Linked DNA regions of Homo sapiens: region 2 is linked to region 1. The links are chromatin loops, found by intact Hi-C in ENCODE. Cell type or tissue: prostate gland. All regions are shown on one strand. Each heading gives the region's core, and the rest is flanking DNA. Links, peaks and the distances in the headings are about the cores only. Region 1 has its middle 93 kb from the start of MPHOSPH6. Region 2 has its middle 20 kb from the start of MLYCD.

Region 1 (2,806 bases), core at 187-2,686:
CTCTTACAGCATGGAAGTGCATTTCTCCAGGTCCATTTATTCATCTGTTCATCCTGCAAACATGTACTGGCCGCTGACTGCTTATAATGTCCGGTGCCAGCGCTTGGGATTAATATAGACACAAATTAGACATGAGTCTTGCCTTTAAGATGCTTAACATTCATGTCACCCACTTAAAGCAAGGGTGGACTGTGGGAGGGCTAGTGATAAGCAGGGTGAGATTTCACTGGCAAGAGGCACTGATGCCATTGGAAGGGGCTGGGTTTGTGGGTGTGAGAGTGGTGGGAAATGTAGGGCAGGAAGAGAAAATGGTGAAGCTGCCCTTTGAAGGGTTTGACTAGGTGAGGATGGGTCAGATTCACCCTGACACACCTGGCCAGGGCTGATCCTAGTCTGGAATTAGATGTCTGGGTTCAGAACCCATGCTATCTGTGAGACCATGTGCAAAGGTCCTCACCAGCTAGGCCCCATTACCTCATCTGTGAAATGAGATACACATAGTTCTTCCTTCCTGGTGATTCCCTGGAGATTTGGCCAGCTTCGTATGATGCTTTGGGCACAACCCCCAGCATGGCATCAACTCTTGATCAGTACCAGCTAGCTGCCATTGCTGTTAGCCAATCCGGGGAGAGAAGGGACTTTTCTGACACTGCGAGCTTGGAACAGGCGTCTAGTACCATATATTTAGGAGACTGGAAGGGAAAACTTGACCATTTCTTTGAGTTGTAAACTTGCCTGGTAGCAAGGAGGAGAAAAAGGTGAGCAAGTCCCATGTCTAAAACCCTATTAAAGGCTCTTTATTTTTTCCTGGCTCTAGGGCTGCGTTTTCTACCTGTTGTTATGAAAACATGGCCTAAAATATCTCTAGCCAAGCAGTCCAGAGCCCATGGGAACTGTCAAAACTGGGATTGGAGCATAAATATGAAATGACACGAAGCTTCATGTTCTGTTATTAAACTTCACAGCTAGAATTTTTGAAAGCAAATTATCTTGTAGAAATATTCTTGTTACGTTAAACTGGAAATGAAAATAACTTATTTATTTGCTTAGATCAAATTGTTGCATGCAAAGTTAGGCTGTGTTGTTTTTCCACTGCCAAATGCTTTGACGCATTCCTTTAACCAAACAGTTTAAATGTGAATATTAGTTAAGATGCATCAACCACAGTGGGTTGTCAGCCTCCTAAGGATTGTATCCTTTCAAATGGGTCAATGAATAGAGATTTAAAATAGAAGTCAGATACTTTAATGTTTTTCGCATTCAACCAAGAGAACAATTTGCTTGCAGATAGTAGGGGTATGTTATATGTGATTGATAAATGAGCTTATTTACGGCAATTTGGGCATCCCCTGTATGTGCCGTAGTTTTCAGAAGCACGAGCAGGTGTTATCAGGGCTTGGGATGCACCTTCATGGCCACCAGATGTCACTGTTGAGTCACAGAAGCACAGCCATAGGGGCTGAGAATCTTTGGTGGGGAGGACGTTTAGGAAAACTTTACCTTGCCAAACAGCTCATTCTTTATTTTAAATATCTGCCAAGCCCAGGATCCCAGGGCAAGCTTAGCTGAAGTCAGGAGAGTGCTTTAGAGTATGGAACAAAATTAGGGAAATAGGAAAAAAATGCAGTATTTGCTCTTTCTGTCTTTTGGAGATTCTCCTTGTCGCTCAATCACACTTGTACGCCTGCTCTCTCCCCATTCCCAGCCCAGAGCTAAGCAGTAAATGCACTGAATTGGTTAGACCCTTGCAAAATCGCAGAACACCAGAGCTGGCAGGGCTCACAGGCGTCAGCTAGCACAATGTCTCAACTCAAGTGCAGGGGCGCCAATAGGAGGAGGAGTTGTTCAAAGTCTCTGTTAGCTTTAGGCTGAGGATCTCTCATAAGGATATTAAATAAAGGTATAGCACAGCGGTTCTTAAAAGTGTGGTCCCTGGACCAGCAGAACTAGTATCACACGGGAACTTGTTAGAAATGCACATTCTTGGCCTGCACCCCAGATCTACTGAATCAGAAAGGCTGGGTTGGGGTTTAGCAATCTGTCCTTTAACAAGCCCTCCAGAGGATTCTGATTTGACAGAGGGAAAAGCTCTACTGATAATACGGGTAGGAGAGCTTCAGTTCCTACTTCCGGGTGCCATCAGCATCTCTCCAGGCTCTGGGCTCTGAAGATTATGGTTAATTCACAGCTTCTCATTGGAGCTTGACCTCATCTACACATTCCCTGGGAAAAGTGTCTCCCTTCTAGACATGACTATATTGGGTTGAGGTATCAAGATACTTCTCTTCTATGCTCCCCATTTTTTCCCGGCTCCACCTTCCAGCCATGGAATACAGTTGACTTAGGATGCTCCCTGGTAGCTCCCTTTTGGGCAGGAGCAGCTGGAGCCCTAGTCAACCCTTTCCCCTCCTCTGCTCCCTTATCCCCCTTATACTTCTTCCCCTGTGTCTCGCACTTTTCTATTTCAGGAGGGAGAGCTTAGTGCTATTGAGAATCTACCACGTGCCATGTGTTTCCACATGTTCTTGGAGCTCTCACAACAAACCATGGAAAAGAGAGTTTGACCGTCGCCACTTTTTTTTTTTTTTTTTTTTTTTTTTTCCAGGCCGGGAAACGGCCAAGGTCGCACTGGCAAGGACTTGTGTGCACAGGGAAATTTCAATGGTCCTCCTTCAAGTTAATGGGGCTTTACTTTCCTCCCAGGCTCTCTCTGCATTTTTAATGAGACTGCAAGTCCCAAGAGGGAAGCCAAGTAAGCATTTCAGATTCCTCTGCCTGGATCTGAGGGCAGAGACTTCTAGGGGGT
Region 2 (2,806 bases), core at 253-2,752, 1.6 Mb after region 1:
ATCTCATCTCCTTCTCTAACTCCTGCCTTCCCCGTACAAGGACTGCTGTGGTGGCCCACCCAGAGAATCCAGGGTCATCTCCCCATCCCAGGTCCTTAAGTCAGTCACATCTGCAAAGTCCCTTTTTCCATGTCAGGTGTCATATTCACAGATTCTAGGGATTCAGATGTAGACATCGTTAGGAGGGGCATTGTACCGCCTGCTACGAAGACCTTTGGCAGAAAGAGTAAAACAGAGCCAAGGAAGAAAGTCATTGTGATCCTCAGGGTCAGATTCGGTGTGTCAGCTCCCCAGCAGGGCAGCCCCCACAAGCTCACTCTCCGGGCTGTGCTTCGAGGGGCAACTGGGCCTTATCTTCAGCTAACGCACATGGTATTTCTTTGGTCACATTTCCATCCTTTTGGCTAAAAGCAGTAGACCTTCTCTTGTGTAGGTGATAGGGTATCAAGATGGTTCTTTCTTTTTCTTTCTACTGAGTCACCTGGACCAAGGTCCAGATCTTGATTCAGGCTCTTGCTACCCTGTATGATCTGGGCAAGTTTCCTACGTCCTCTGATCCTAAGTTACCCTCTGTCTAAAATAGAGACATTAATCTAGGCTTTGCAGTGTGGTTGAGGATTAGAGGAGATAATGTACAAGTTGCTCACACAAGGAGGCTGCTGAATAAATGTCCGTTTCTTTCCCTCTTCTAGTTAAAATTTCCACCTCTTCAAGTCTGCATCCAGGGAACAAGCCTCGTCTGTAAAGATGCAGAAACATGAGGGTAAATTGAGTCTAAGAGTGAAGGCTCCTTGCAATAATTTTTCATTTCATCTGGGGATTGAGAAATGTACAGCTTCATTCATGGCTTCTTCAAGAGTGCCAAGCCCAACAATGAAAGTGAACCAACGTAGAACAAGAAGCATACTTGGGCCGGGCGCAGTGGCTCACGCCTGTAATCCCAGCACTTTGGGAGGCCGAGGCGGGCGGATCACGAGGTCAGGAGATCGAGACCATCCTGGCTAACATGGTGAAACCCCGTCTCTACTAAAAATACAAAAAATTAGCTGGGCGTGGCGGCGGGCACCTGTAGTCCCAGCTACTCGGGAGGCTGAGGCAGGAGAATGGCGTGAACCTGGGAGGCGGAGCTTGCAGTGAGCCGAGATTGCCCTACTAGACTCCAGTCTAGGCGACAGAGCGAGACTGCGACTCAAAAAAAAAAAAAAGAGAGAAGAAAAAAAAGAGGCATACTTGGCCCACAATAGTTGTCAAAATAATTTCCCCCAGACCCCTTACAGACAAAGATTGTATTAATTTAACAATATTGTGCTTTGACAAATTCCCAAATTCTTGGAACATAAACACAGTCATCAGCCAGCATTTGTTCTACAGACTGCCTTGATCCTCATCTGAGGTCTCTAAGAGGGATAGGTGGTGGGAAAACCCTTTCACAGGTGGATATCTTCGTCTCAAAAGGAAGCGTCTTCATTTTCCAGTGTTGGAATGTGGGGCTTATTAAATTCGTTTCCTGCTAAAGATTTTTCCTCTCATGCAGTAACATCCCCCTCTGCTGGAACTTGTGGATTTTGCTCCAAATATTTATTAAGAACTAGTAAAAATTAAATATGGGATGCATGTTGCCTCTAAACTGGTGGTTCTTAAACTCTCTTATGTGTAAGAATCTTCCAGGATGCTGTGAAGGGGGCCAGCCCCTCCACACCTGTGGGTATTTCTCGTCGGGTGGGACGAGATACTGAGAAAAGAATTAAGACACAGAGACAAAGTATAGAGAAAGAACAGTGGGCCCAGGGGACCGGCGCTCAGCATCCGGAGGACCTGCACCGACACCGGTCTCTGAGTTCCCTTAGCATTTACTGATTACTATTTTCACTGTCTCAGCAAGGGGAATGCGGCAGGAGAACAGGGTGATAGTGGGGAGAAGGTCAGCAAGAAAACTTTTGAGCAAAGGAATCTGTGTCACAAGTAAGTCCAAGGGAAGGTACTACGCCTGGATGTGCACGTAGGCCAGATTTATGCTTCTCTCCAGCCAAACATCTCAGTGGAGTAAAGAATAACAGAGTAGCATTGCTGCCAACATGTCTCGCCTCCCACCATAGGACAGTTTTTCTCCTATCTCAGAATTGAACAAATGTACAATCGGGTTTAATACCAAGACATTCACTTCCCAGGGGCAGGCAGGAGACAGAGGCCTTCCTCTTATCTCAACTGCAAGAGGCTTTCCTCTTTTACTAATCCTCCTCAGCACAGACCCTTCACGGGTGTCGGGCTGGGGGATGGTCAGGTCTTTCCCATCCCACGAGGCCATATCTCAGGCTATCACGTGGGGATAAACCTTGGACAATACCAGGCTTTCCTGGGCAGAGGTCCCTGTGGCTTTCCACAGTGCATCATGCCCCTGGTTTATCGAGAGTGGAGGATGGCAATGACTTTTACCAAGCATACTGCCTGTAAACATTTTATTAACAAGGCACACCCTGCACAGCCCTAGATCCCTTAAACCTTGATTCCATACAACATATGTTTCTGTGAGCTCAAGGTTGGGGCAAAGTTACAGATTAGCAGCATCTCAGGGCAAAGCAGTTGTTCGGGGTACAGGTCAAAATGGAGTTTCTAACGTCTTCCTTTTCTACATAGACACAGTAACAGTCTCATGGCTCTTTCTTTTCCCTACAATGGTGTTTGTAAAAATATATATAAAAGGAGACTTTTGTACCCATAACCGTCTTCTAAGGGGAGTTCACATCTACTTTTTTGTTGTTTTTGAGACAAAGTCTCGCCCCGTCACCCAGGCTGGAGAGCAGTGGTG

Evidence for each region. A loop is a pair of places that touch in the nucleus more often than their neighbours do. Peaks named below come from ENCODE experiments on the same cell type or tissue, not always from the same donor. Only the 100,000 strongest peaks of a DNase experiment are listed, where the experiment ranks them.
Region 2: it touches region 1 in a loop (13-fold over the local background); 8 of 110 quality-filtered maps call a loop at or near these places.

The regions. Positions count from the first base shown.
Region 1 is chr16:82,262,277-82,265,082 of GRCh38, forward strand. No RefSeq gene overlaps it. Among named protein-coding and RNA genes, the nearest start is that of MPHOSPH6, 93 kb to the left of the region's middle. In prostate gland, for the core only: a CTCF peak has its summit at 1,423 (motif pointing right); DNase peaks (open chromatin) are centred at 1,435 and 1,775; H3K27ac peaks cover 562 bases.
Region 2 is chr16:83,877,511-83,880,316 of GRCh38, forward strand. No RefSeq gene overlaps it. Among named protein-coding and RNA genes, the nearest start is that of MLYCD, 20 kb to the right of the region's middle. RefSeq lists a silencer at 1,096-1,254. In prostate gland, for the core only: a CTCF peak has its summit at 1,557; a DNase peak (open chromatin) is centred at 1,531.